Linked DNA regions of Homo sapiens: region 1 is linked to region 2. Evidence: chromatin contacts called from ENCODE Hi-C or POLR2A ChIA-PET data. All regions are on one chromosome and are shown on one strand. The core of a region is the stretch at or near the end of the contact, and the rest is flanking DNA. Distances in the headings are between cores, read along the strand shown.

Region 1 (6,501 bases), core at 1,549-4,048, 98 kb before region 2:
AGGCGGAAGCAGAATTGGGAAGAGGGAGAAATCAAGCTGAGACGCAAGTCTGACAGCCTTAGCCAACAGCACACAGTGCTCTGTAACTGAAGTGGCTCATCAGAAGTGGCACACAAATGGGTGGAAGGGTGTGATCTTGGGTGAGGTGTCTCCCTGTAGCTGAGGCAATGCCTGAAAGGGCTGGCACTGCTAGCTCCAGGGGCATCAAGTCCTTCCTTAAAAGGGGATCTGAGCTTGGCATTTGTATATCACCTCAGCTTGGTATTTACCATGCATGAAACTCTCCAGTTCACTTAGGTCATTTTAACTCATCCTTCAGATCTCAATACAATCCTCATTTCTTCAGAGAGGGCTTCCCAAATTCCCAAACTCCGTTGGCACTTCCTTGTAACAATAACTCCATGAGGTATGGATCACTTCTGTAATATTCACTCTGTATCTTCAATGCCTACCACAGTGCGGACAGATATAGGTACTCTATTAATACTAACTGAATAAATGAACAAATCTGAGGATTAAGGAGCACTGCAAAGAGCAAAGACCCTTCCCAACACATCTAATTTGGCATATTCTAAGATTTTGTGGCAGTATGATGTTGAGGAAAGGACTTCAGGCCCCATCATCAGTCAGTGCCCAGTTAGTCAATCCCAGCTCAATCACATTTCAGCTGTGTGAGCATGGATACATTAATTAAACTCTCTAAGTTCTAATATTTAAAGTCAATAATGACAATGGCAATGTTAGTAGTAGTAAGAGTATCTTTCCTATAGGCTGTCCGGAGGGTTCAATGAAATAGTCTATATAAAGGATTTATCATAGAGCCTGGAATATAGTGAGGCATCAGTAAGTTACTAGATATAGATCCTATTAATATTTGACCTTTTGCTGGTATTTAAGTTCTTTAAATTTAAGGTAAATTTAAGTACTAAAATTTAAGGTATTTAAGTTCTTAAAATACCTTTAAAAAGAGAAGAATGTTAGAAAAAGACTTTTTTATATTTGCTCTTAAAAATGCATCAAAATAGTAATCTTAGAAAAAATTAGAAACTTGTTGGATTTCCCTACACTTACTTTACAGTTTAGAATTTATTTTTATTTTGCATTATATATGGGAGATGGAAGACAGTGTTATCTTCTCTTTACTTATGATCTTCTAAATTTTTTATTTATTTGTTTGTGTAGATATGTATGTATGTATGTGTGTATTTATTTATTTATTTTGAGACAGAGTCGTGCCCTGTCACCCAGGCTGGAGAGCAGTGGTGGGATCTCGGCTCACTGCAACCTCCACCTACAAGGCTTAAGTGATTCTTGCACCTCAGTCTCCTGAGTGGCAGGATTACAGGCACATACCACAAGGCCTGGCTAATTTTTTGTAGTTTTAGTAGAGACAGGGCATCACCATATTGGCCAGGCTGGTTTCGAACTCCTTGCCTCAAGAGATTCACCCACCTTGGCCTCCCAAAGTGTTGGGATTACAGGCGTGAGCCACCGCACCCAGCCTGATCTTCTAATGATTTCTTTATATACTTATTTATTTTATTTGTTATATATTTTTTTGAGACAGGGTCTCGCTCTGTCACTGAGGCTGGAGGGCAGTGATGTGATCATGGCTCACTGCAGTCTCGACCTTCTGGGTTCAAGCAATCCTCCTGCCCTAGCCTCCCAAGTAGCAGGACAACAGGTGTGAACCACTACGCCTGGCTAGTTTTTTAATTTTTTTGTAGAGGCAGGGTCTCACTTTGTTGCCCAGGCTAGTTTCAAACTCCTGGGCTCAAGTGATCCTCCCAAAGTGCTGGGATTACAGGTGTGAGCCACTGCACTTGGCTTTCTAATGTTTTAAATAAGGTCTGCTTCTGAACTCTCCACTCATACCACCTAGAAGTGTACAACTTGGCAATACTGATCTACGTGTAACTTACAAATAGTGGGGTGATGCTTTCGCCTATGTATGAAATGCCTTTTCCTACATTAGGAAATTTCTACTTCAGTATGAACTGGCTAATTGGCTCAAAAGTCACCTCCTGAACAAAACCTTCTCTTACTTCTTCCATGCTACTCCTGAATTCCCATTTTTACTATGACACCATTTACATGCCCAGGCTGTTGTTCTAACCCCGTTGCATTATATTTCCCCATTAGACTGTAAGCTTCTTGAGCAGTTTTTCACCTTTTGTATCTTGCACATTTGGCCACTCGATAAATGTTTGTTGAGTTGATTTGAATTAGAAGAAAATCACCAGATCTCTTCAGAAAGACACAAATAATGACTGGTTTAGGTAATCTAATGGTCTCAAAGAACACAGTACAAAATTGAATAAGTTGGAAGCCAAATATTTATTATTTGCTACTCTTTCATTTTTAATTGAAATATAACACTCACACAGAAAAGTGCCCCAAATTAGTGTATTACTCAATGAATCATCCCAAAATGCATAATTGATCATTAACAAAGTCAAGAAATAGAACATTGTCAGAAGCTCCTCCCATGTACATTTAAGCATCAATTTTTGTAGAGTATTTTCCTTTACACCAGAGACCTTATCTGAGCCTTTCAAAGTTATTCATTTCAAAGTATTCATTTCAAAGAAATGAATACTTGTCCACCCGGCTTTCATTATGGTCTATCGTGGTAGTTGATTGCCAGCCACTGTCACTGACGTGTATTTTCAAATCTTGTCATCTTTGTGAAGAAATATAGACATTTGGCACTCCACTTCTATGTCTTTATGACTCTTGTTTCCACGGGGCCCTACTTCTTCCTTTGTCTCCTTTTATTGTGTGTTCTTTAACCCCACACTCTTCCTCAATGAAACACTTTACCCACTTCCTGTCAACCATCTGACCTCGCTTCTCCTTATAACTCCTCCACTATTGAAAGCTTTTGAAAAACTCCAAAAGGAATTGAATTTTTGATGAGGACTTAAAATAAGATACAAATGTGATTTCTTCATTTGTTCAGACTGCAAAAGTTAAGGGAAATTAAAATATGAAGACGGGTCTATAACAGAGTAGAAAAGATGACAAATTTAGAGAAAATGATTTACTTTTCTGCGTGACAGGCAGAAGAATATAAAGAAACTGAAACCACTGGCAACCTCAAAAGGGTTAATTTTAAGAGTTGTACTCAGGAGACTTATGTCACAGTGATGGAAACAATGCTGCTACAGAAAGCTTCAAAGGTGCAAGTAACTGAAAATGCTATTTATTAGTCAGTTTAGAAGGAAGAAAATTAATAATCACAAGAACTGACTACTTCTCTGGAAATGTCTCATTTCTTTCTATGTCACTGTAAGTTAGCTTTCTCTTTTTTATTATTCTTAACGGTTCTTTCCATTTCTTGTCAGTGTCATGTCATTTGAAGAACTGATATTTGCTGAGATTTGTGAGTATAAGCCATTGCATGCAGGGAGTAAAAGTCTTCTCTTAAATCTTAATGAGGGCTGGGCACAGTGATTCATACATATAATACCAGCACTTTGGAGGCCAAGTGCTCCCAAAGCACTTGGCAGGAGGATCACTAGAGTCCAGGAGTTTGAGGCCGGCCTGGGCAACATAGGGAGAGCCTGTCTGTACCAAAATAATAAAAAACATTAGCTGGGTGTGGTGATGCACCTGTGGTCCTAGCTACTCAGGAGGCTGAGGAGCTACTCAGGAGGCTGAGACAGGTGATGCACCTGTGGTCCTAGCTACTCAGGGAGGATCACTTGACCCCAAGAGGTCAAGGCTGCAGTGAGCCTTGAAAAGATTAGGATCTTTCCATGGCACTCCAGCCTAGGGGAACAGAGTGAGGCCATCTAAAAAAAAAAAAATCCAAAAAAAAAAACCTTAGGCCAGGAGTGGTGGCTCACGCCTGTAATCCCAGCACTTTGGGAGGCCGAGGCAGGAGGATCACGAGGTCAGGAGATCGAGGCCATCCTGGCCAACGTGGTGAAACCCCATCTGTACTAAAACTACAAAAAATTAGCTGGGCATGGTGGCACATGCCTGTAGTCCCAGCCACTCGGGAGGCTGAAGCAGGAGAATCACTTGAACCCGAGAAGCGGAGGTTGCAGTGAGCTGAGATCGCACCACTGCATTCCAGCCTGGCGACAGAGGGAGACTCCGTCACAAACAAACAAACAAATCTTAATGAGATGCCTCTAATTATATTTTGAACTTAAAAAAATGTCCTGGTATATACGCTTCAGCTATTATATATAATGGCAATGCCCAACCTTTTTGGCACCAGGGACTGGTTTTGTAGAAGACAATTTTTCCACAGAGTGGGTTGGGGGAATGGTTTCAGGATGAAACCGTTCCACCTCAGATGATCAGGCATTAGATTCTCATAAGGAGAGCACAAACTAGATCTCTCGCATGCGCAGTTCACAATAGAGTTCCTGCTGCTATGAAAATCTAATGTCGCCCCTGATCTGACAGGAGGCAGAGCTCAGGCAATAATGCTGTCTCTCCCACCACTCACCTCCCACTGTGCTGCATGGTTCCTAACAGGCACTGACTGGTACCCATCTGTGGCCTGGGGGTTGGAGACCCCTGCTCGAGACTGTATTAATAAAAAGCCATTAAAAACCACATGACAAAAAGAGGAGATCTTTTCAGAAAGATTAAATTTTCCCATTTCTGTTTTAATATTTAGGGGAAAGATTTAAATCAGAAAGATCTTATGCACAAATAACCAGTAATGTTATTAAGACTAAGCTACATCATAAAAAAGTCCATAATACTATGCAGCCATAAAAAGCAACAAGATCATGTTGTTTGCAGGGACATGGATGGAGCTGGAAGCTGTTATTCTCAGCAAACTAATGCAGGAACAGAAAACCAAACATCGCATGTTCTCACTTATAAGTGGGAGCTGAAGGATGGGAACACATGGATATATGGTGCGGGGGAACAATACACGCAGGGGCCTGTGTTGGGGTAAAGGTTGGGGGAGAGCATCAGGGAAGAATAGCTAATGGGTGACAGACTTAATACCTAGGGGATGGGTTGATCTGTGCAGCCAACAAACATGACACACATTTACCTATGTAACAAACCTGCATATCCTGCATATGTACCCTGGGACATAAAATAAAAGTTGATGGAAAAAAAAATAAAAGAAATTCTATAATGTTTCTATGGTGTATGGTTAAGGAAGGCAAGTAAGACTCAAATTACAAGAATTAAATGGAAAGAATACAACATAAACACCCTTTTATCAAGTGAGCATCTACATATTATTTGTCTAGAACTATGGTATGAGCTTTAAGGCTGGACGTGGTGGCTCACGCCTGTAATCCCAGCACTTTGGGAGGCCAAGGCAGGCAGATCACCTGAGGTCAGGAGTTCAGGACCAGCCTGGCCAACATGGTGAAAACCCATCTCTACCAAAATACAAAAATTAGCCGGGTGTGGTGTCACATGCCTGTCGTCCCTGCTACTCAGGAGGCAGAGGCAGGAGAATCACTTGAACCCAGGAGGTGGAGGCTGCAGTAAGCCAAGAACGTGCCACTGCACTCCAGCCTGGGTGACAGAGCAAGACTCTCTCCCCCCCAAAAAAAAAAAAAAAAAAGAACTATGGTACTTTAGGAATACAAAAGAACCGTAATAAATGTTTCCTGTCCTGAGAAACAAACACTGATGTAAAAGATGTGTCTTCCCAAGTAACTATAGATAATAAAATCTTTAATTACATAGTACAGGCAATAAATGCAAGTCTGGAACACTATATATGTTAAATAGTCAGGTTATTTATTTTTGAAAATAATTTTGAAAATTGAACTGGGAATTCCTTTTCTCAAATGCTTACAGAATTATCCTCCCAGCAAGAGAACTTTTATAAAATAAAACTGCTATTACTATAAAATTCCATAGAAATTAAGCTAAAGAAACAACAAACAAAACTGAAATACAAAGTTCTACACTGAATTCTGATTAAAAAAAAAAAAACACAATAAATGAGCAAGCTCTGTTTCATGGTATGACTAAAATGGAATAGCATTAGGAAAACTGCCTCAGGAAGTCAGAACACAATATAAATCAGTAAGACTTTCCATACCTTTCTAGTTGCAGGAAATCTTAAAATATTACTCCATTCTGCCTGTGTGCAGCAAAGACAAGTTTCTAAAGCATTCAAAATATTTTATAAGGTATACGTTATGTGCTTTATTAAAGTAATAACTTGTGTGTTAACCTTATTTTTAAATGTCATTTTCAAAGAAAGAAGTCTTATCAAAATTGAATGAAAGAAGAAAACTACAAGAAAATGACCTAAAGGAAAGGGAATAAAAGAAAACAAGATCTTTTCTGGACGTTCAGTATTAAAAGTTTTCATGCTCATTGAAATGAAAATTACAAAATCAGAACTACATAGTAGATTTTGCAAGCATGCAGCCGGAAGTGTAAGGGCTGGTGGACTTTAGGGGCCTATGACTAGGAGACAGACTGGAAAACCAGAGACAGTACTGTGAACATAAGCTACCTTTGCCAAATAAATTCTGGAACTTACTTCTTGAA
Region 2 (6,325 bases), core at 1,912-4,411:
TGTTCCATAAATGAAACAATGAAAGGAGAGGGAGACCCCACACATTCAGCTGGGATGATCAAGGAAGGATTTATGGAGGAGGAGGAGGCCTGTGAGACAGGCTTTGGGCAATGTACACAGTAGTGATAAGCAGTGGGGATAATTGGTGCTGAGGCCTGGAGACAAGTGAGTCAGTGGATGCTCAGGGAAGAGTGGAAGGTTCATTTTGGCTATAAAGGATGGACCATTAAGGCGAGTAACGGAAAAGATTGGGCTGGAAAACAAGGTAAGCATAATATGGGGAAGGCAGGCCTGTTTTGGAAATCAATACTTAACTTTGTAGTTGATGCAGAGACAATAAAGGAATACAGTTCATAGGCTAAGCAAAAGAGGAAAGAGAATGTATATAGAAAACTTATTCTTGAACTCACAGTGATACTACAGACAAGAAAAAATGGCAAAAGCCTAAAATGGACTGCTGACTGCATGAAATAAACAGAAAAGAAGTGATAGAAAGAATTACATGTTTAAGATGGATTGTATAAAGAGTAAAATATTTAACTAAAATATCTGGGGGGAGGCAGGAAAAGAGATAAACCAGCATGCCTCTTGAGGTTCCTGTGAGAGTAACTAGAAAGAATGGAATAATCTAGATGTATATATGGTGAGAGGAAGGAAATAATCAGTTTATTTTGTAACACTATTGAGCTAGATTTTTAACGTTTTATCTAGAATATAGTAATATTGGGGTAAACACTGTAAATCAGTGGCTGAAGATCAATGCAGAATTTCTGCTCTAATGAGATATTATATTTACATTTCTGGTAATTTCCGTTACCAGAAGCATGTCTGTTCACATGCTTGTATACTATAAAAGTATGTTTAAAAAAAAAGACTGCTTCAAGCCATGAATAAACAGTGTGTGTTTTCCTGGAGAAATAATTGTATAAAAAATTTGAGGCAATAATCACCAACCCACTTAACCCCCTCCTCCAACTTAAAAGTATTTTTATATTAAAACAAACAGAAATGTATTATGGAAGAGAATACAAGATTCACATGGATTTTTAGATAACACTCTCAAATTCCAAGAGATTTTGTATTTGGCAAACTGCTTTAGGGTCTACCTTCCTTGCCTCAATCTCCTACCCTTCAGTTCAAGTTTATTTTGCTAAGTAAATTATCTAAATAGCCTGTCCACATCTATATTGCTAGCAAGTGGCAGAGCAAAACTTTTAAATCAGATCTCTCTAGAGCCTGTACTCTAAACCACTATAGTAGACACTATCCAATAATTTAATGGTCTTTTAATTTTAGTTAATATTATATTTAGCTTTACTTACCAAGTAAATGACAACATAAGGCCAAATGCAGGCAGCAGGTATTTTTCAATAATGAATTAGCAGGGGCTCCAAGAATACAACAAGAGAAAGTGATTTTTCACAGTGCTTGAGAGGCTGAAGATGGGATTATCGCAGAGAGAAAAAGGTTAGAGTGGTGTTTCCTTAGTCCACTACTCACAAATTAGATGGTTATGTTACATATTCTTTTAAGACACAAGCCATCCTCCAAACTTACAAAAAACAGAAAGTCTACATCATTTTCCTGTTCAAAACCTTGAAAGCACAGTTTAGAAAGTCCTTCACAATCTGGCTCTAAACTACCCTCCAGCAACTAATCCCCATAGAATCTCAGCTCCAAATACCTCAGACTATTAATTAATTAATTAGCTAATACAATTAAAAGTCTTCCTGAAAAGGCAACCTTAACATAAAGACTTCAGGATAAGAAAGAGTTGTACAGATTAAAGGAATGAAACAGGGTTGGGAGGAAGAGAATTCCATGCAAGAACATGCAGAAACAACATCTCATAGGTAGAAAGAGCGAGGCCACTGACAAAAGTTCATTCAGGGAAGATGGCAGAGATGAAGCTGAAAAGGCAGGCAGGCAGAAGCCAGAAAGAGGACTTTGCAAGGCCCATGCTCCAGTGGGCCTTCCTTTTAGGGAAATGGAAAATCAACAAAAGATTTTAAGAAAGGAGTGGCATGCTCAGATCAGATCTGTGATTAAGAAAGTTTACTCTAGATACCCCTTGGAAATCATATTAACACACATTGTGTACCGCCACTACTACTTCCAGATGTATGCCCTCCACTGACTTTTACAGGTAAATGTGGAAACTGATTACGGGGTTTACCTAAGAAAACTAGTTTTGCACTCTCAGATTTCAAAATACAGTAATGAAAAACACAAAGCCTTTCCTCTTAAAATCTTGGAGTGCATGTTAGGGTATTCTTTAAACTTTGGTAACCATAAGAAGCAAATTACTTTGGAGTACTCCATTTCAAAAATGTTGTATAATACATGAAATGTGATATTACAGCATTACTGATCCACTTTATGATGTTTTAAAAAATGTACTTATTTAAATACAGAAATATGATCAATGAATACAGCATTATATAATCACCAAGAGAACTTACTAGAGTTTTCATAATGGTCTCTTGGCTCTTCTTCTGCTGATATTGGCACCAAAGAAATTAGGTTATAACTATTGTTTCTTTTTGTGGCTGAAGAGACATTTCCAAGTACAGAATGAATGGAGTTCATTCAGAAGCCTTGCAAATGGGCTGTGGCCCCTTTTTTTATGTATAATAGGCCCAGCAAGGATATTTAGGACAAAACCAAGTTTTATTTTTAACCAGTTGGCAAGGTCTTCACATTTTAAAGGAGCTCCACACGCTAGATTTACTTAGGCTTATCTGTTCTTTCATCACAATTTCTATAGAAGAATATTAAGGATGCCAGAGAGTTGCCCACTTAGGGAAGGCAGATAGTTTTTTTAAAATAACAAGATAAATCATATGTTGCTTAAAACCTAAATTACAGAGGACATAGGAATTTCCAGTAGACTAAACTTGTCACAGTGACATGAAACAATAATATTTGAGGAAAAAAAAAAAAGAAAAAAAGAGCTTAGTGGAGAAGCAAGTCACTGGGAAAGGGAAAAAGCTTAAAAGTCACGCATATTTAAAGAAAACTAATGTTTTGTCATTGTTTCAGCCACATCTGAGTACATTAGAATTTAACGTACTTAAAAAAATTTTTAAAGGCAAAACATACAACAGTTGGGAGACAAAGTGGTTGTAACCCACTTCCTCCACACCCTCTTGATACTTAACATTGATACTTTGTGTGGTCTTTGGCTTATGCAGTATCCTGTCTCATTATGACTGGACTATTAAGAATCAAGTAACTGTCCCTGGGCGTGGTGGCGGGTGCCTGCAGTTCCAGCTACTCGGGAGGCTGGGGCTGGAGAATCCCTTGAGCTCAGGGGCTCGAATCTAGTCTGGACAACATAGTGAGACCCCCCGTCTCTAGAAAACAAACAAACAACAACCAAAAACACCCAAACACAAACACACAAAAGAATCCAGAATCAAATAATGGTCATCAACAATACAATATCCAACGGTAGTTCCTTTTTTTTTTTAAACGCACAGAACAACCTTTTGAAGGTGCCAAATTTAAAGATGGTAAAGTAACAGAGAAGTAAACTGTAACCTAATTGCTATGGCTTCAGAATAACCCAGTCAAAAGACTTTCAACATGAAAGGAAAGGAATTTAAATTAGTTGCCCTTGAGTTCAATATTTAAAGGTTCTGTATTTTTTTTCCTACTTTAGCAAGGGAACAAATATAGTCCTAGATTGGTCCAGGGGTGTATCTCCCCTTCTCAAAGTAATTTGCAGGTTGGACTACAAAGGAGATATAGTAACCCAATGAAAACAGTAGAAGCAAGACAGGTTCTTGGCATCTGCTTATGCTGCCGCCTGTATTTCTGCCCATGTTGGCTCAGGCCAAACAGTGCAGCATCCAGTGGACGGCTGAGGGACCTGTGTCCTCCACACTTCGCTCACCAGCAGGGAGTCATTATTACTCCTTCACATTGGGTACTTTTGAAGCACTTGATAGAAGCTCTTCTTAATGGAAATACTGAGGATTAAAGAACAATTCTGAGACTCAATCATTCTGAAGGGAAAAAAACACAATTGTCTAAGTCAGGGGAAACCATCTCTGACAGATGTTCTGCTAAAAGAGAAGACAGCTCCTCTTTTCTACATGATTCTCGAGGGCTAAAGGCTGCAGAGAGATACTGCTAATTAATTCCTCCATGTTTTCATGAAGGAAATATTTATCAAACATATCTAGAGCCATATTTTATAAGTAGTGTTTAGTTACTGTGTGTATATTCTAAGCATTTTATTATATAATAATATATACTGTGGAAGTAATAGTATTTACCTCACTGGGTTGTGGAGAGTATCTAACTCAGTGAGTTGTGAGATAATAAACATAAAGTGCTCATAAGCCATAATCCTGGTGCACTGCAATTGCTCAGTAGATGGTCATTCATGTTATTGGTGTTATGGAAGCTGCTAATGTAAAGCTTTATTTCTGGGTCCAGAAAGAAGTTGCCTTTACTGGAGATATCAAAGGCTAAATAGTAACACTGACGTTTAACAGGATCTGGAAAAAAAGAGAAATTTTTGACTCAAAGGGATTTATAAGGTTTCGAACCACCCTAAAACTTAAGATTTCTGGTATGCTGTGGAATTCCTGAAGTTTGTGAGAGACTTGCACTTTCAGGAATTTAGGCTTTGATGTTGAATTAGGAAATTTGAATCCTGGCTCCATTACTTATTCTTTGTATACTTTAGCTCTCTTATGTGTAAAATGAGGCTAATAATTCTACCTACACGTCAGAGTTTTTGAGAGAACAATATATGTAAATACTTAAAACAGTGCTTGGTACTTAGCTAGACATATCTCAAATCACTACCATCATGATCACCAAATGGCAGAATTGACAAATGGGATTTGTGTCTTGCTGCCTCAGATTATCTTTGATTTTCCATACTCTTTGATGTCTAAAATAATTTTGATTCCTATTATTCTATAGCTAAATATTCTAACATGAGGCAATTACTACCCTTTCTGTTTCTAAATTGGAAGGATATCTTACAACACAATATTGCAAGGAAAATAACCACACATTGGTAGGTTCAAAGAAAAGAAGAGGAGAAACCATTAGGAAATGAAGGCACCTTGTCCATCTTAGGGGATGCTCACTCCTATCCTTCATTTTGCTTCTATCAGCTCTCAGTTTTCCCTCCTTCTCCATTGCGCCTCCAGTCTTAGTCTACATGACATTTAAGCCAAAAGTCATTCATAACATTTGTTTGTTTGTTTGTTTGTTCTTGAGAGACTCCTGGTGGCTTAGTTTGCCCTCTAATAGATTGCTATGGTAACACTTGTTTCCGTTTGTCTACCACTCTCCCTGCATCCTCTTAACTCCAAATTCTGATTTAAAAAAAAAAAAAAAGGAACCACCTGTTTCCTGAGCACAGAATTAGATTATTGAATCAAGCTGGCTTACACAGATCCTTCGAATTTGAGTCTTAAGTGGAGGTGCCTTGGGGTGCTCTGGGTCAAAGAGTTCATGAGTTCTCAATGCTCGAGTCCTCAGAATTGTCCTGGTTTCTAACCTCCTGAAGCTTGCTTGTTCAGTGATACCTTTCTGTGAGCTACTCTAATAATTCTCGTGTTTAAGATGGTCTCTGTTGCATACGCACCTTTCTGCTTTTTGCAACCAAAAAAGAAAAAAAACCTATGTGGCTGTGTGGCTGAGTTCCCTTGGGGGAATTTAATCAGCCATCAGCTTTGGTCAACTAGGGGCTTACACAAGACAAATTAATCTGGAGGAGATGTTAAGGGTGGTAAGTAATTTGATATATCCATAACAGGGGAAAATGGTAGTTATAAGAAAAGAATCAGACTTGTGTCTACATCTACTACAGTCTTAGCAGAATATAACAAACCCCATTTAATTAAATTCCATTTAAGTCAATAGGCATTACAATTAGGCATTCACTAGATAAGCACTTGGGGGATATTTAGACGGATAAGGCTAAAATTTTGCTCTCAAGTAATGGCTAGTCTGGGGGAAGACTACATGTACACATATAAGTATAATACAAGGCAAAATATGCTGACTACTGTGATAAGATCAAATAAAAACACTTTGGGAGGCCGAAGCGGGCGGATCACGAGGTTAGGAGATTGAGACCATCCTGGCTAACACGGTGAAACCCCGTCTCTACTAAAAATACAAAAAATTAGCCAGGCGTGGTGGCGGGCGCCTGTAGTCCCAGCTACTCGGGAGGCTGAGGCAGGAGAATGGCGTGAACCCGGGAGGCGGAGCTTGCAGTGAGCCGAGATGGTGCCACTGCACTCCAGCCTGGGCAACAGAGCGAGACTCTGTCTCAAAAAAATAAATAAATAAA

What was found. A loop is a pair of places that touch in the nucleus more often than their neighbours do. ChIA-PET counts read pairs that join two places held with the same protein, here RNA polymerase II (POLR2A). Pooled maps may share reads with other maps.
Region 1: a loop to region 2 is called in a map of naive thymus-derived CD4-positive, alpha-beta T cell, with 5 times the contacts of the local background. The contact joins two enhancer-like sites. A Hi-C loop is called at or near these places in 1 of 168 maps with a recorded cell type or tissue (naive thymus-derived CD4-positive, alpha-beta T cell) and 9 of 50 pooled maps. POLR2A ChIA-PET finds 5 or more read pairs at or near these places in 4 of 52 experiments (H1, activated CD4-positive, alpha-beta memory T cell, activated CD8-positive, alpha-beta T cell and 1 more).

What each region holds. Positions count from the first base shown.
Region 1 is chr1:101,175,593-101,182,093 of GRCh38, reverse strand. It overlaps LOC101928334 (a long non-coding RNA gene), which reads right to left. Exons shown (of 4, transcript XR_426738.4): 4 at 5,539-6,501. Among named protein-coding and RNA genes, the nearest start is that of S1PR1-DT, 58 kb to the left of the region's middle. Within about 2 kb of position 2,798, at least 5 of the 41 ENCODE cell types and tissues checked have a DNase peak (open chromatin) inside an H3K27ac peak, as active enhancers do.
Region 2 is chr1:101,078,572-101,084,896 of GRCh38, reverse strand. It overlaps DPH5-DT (DPH5 divergent transcript), which reads right to left. Exons shown (of 5, transcript NR_109849.1): 4 at 1,323-1,436. Among named protein-coding and RNA genes, the nearest start is that of DPH5-DT, 56 kb to the right of the region's middle. RefSeq lists a silencer at 3,153-3,232. Within about 2 kb of position 3,161, at least 2 of the 41 ENCODE cell types and tissues checked have a DNase peak (open chromatin) inside an H3K27ac peak, as active enhancers do.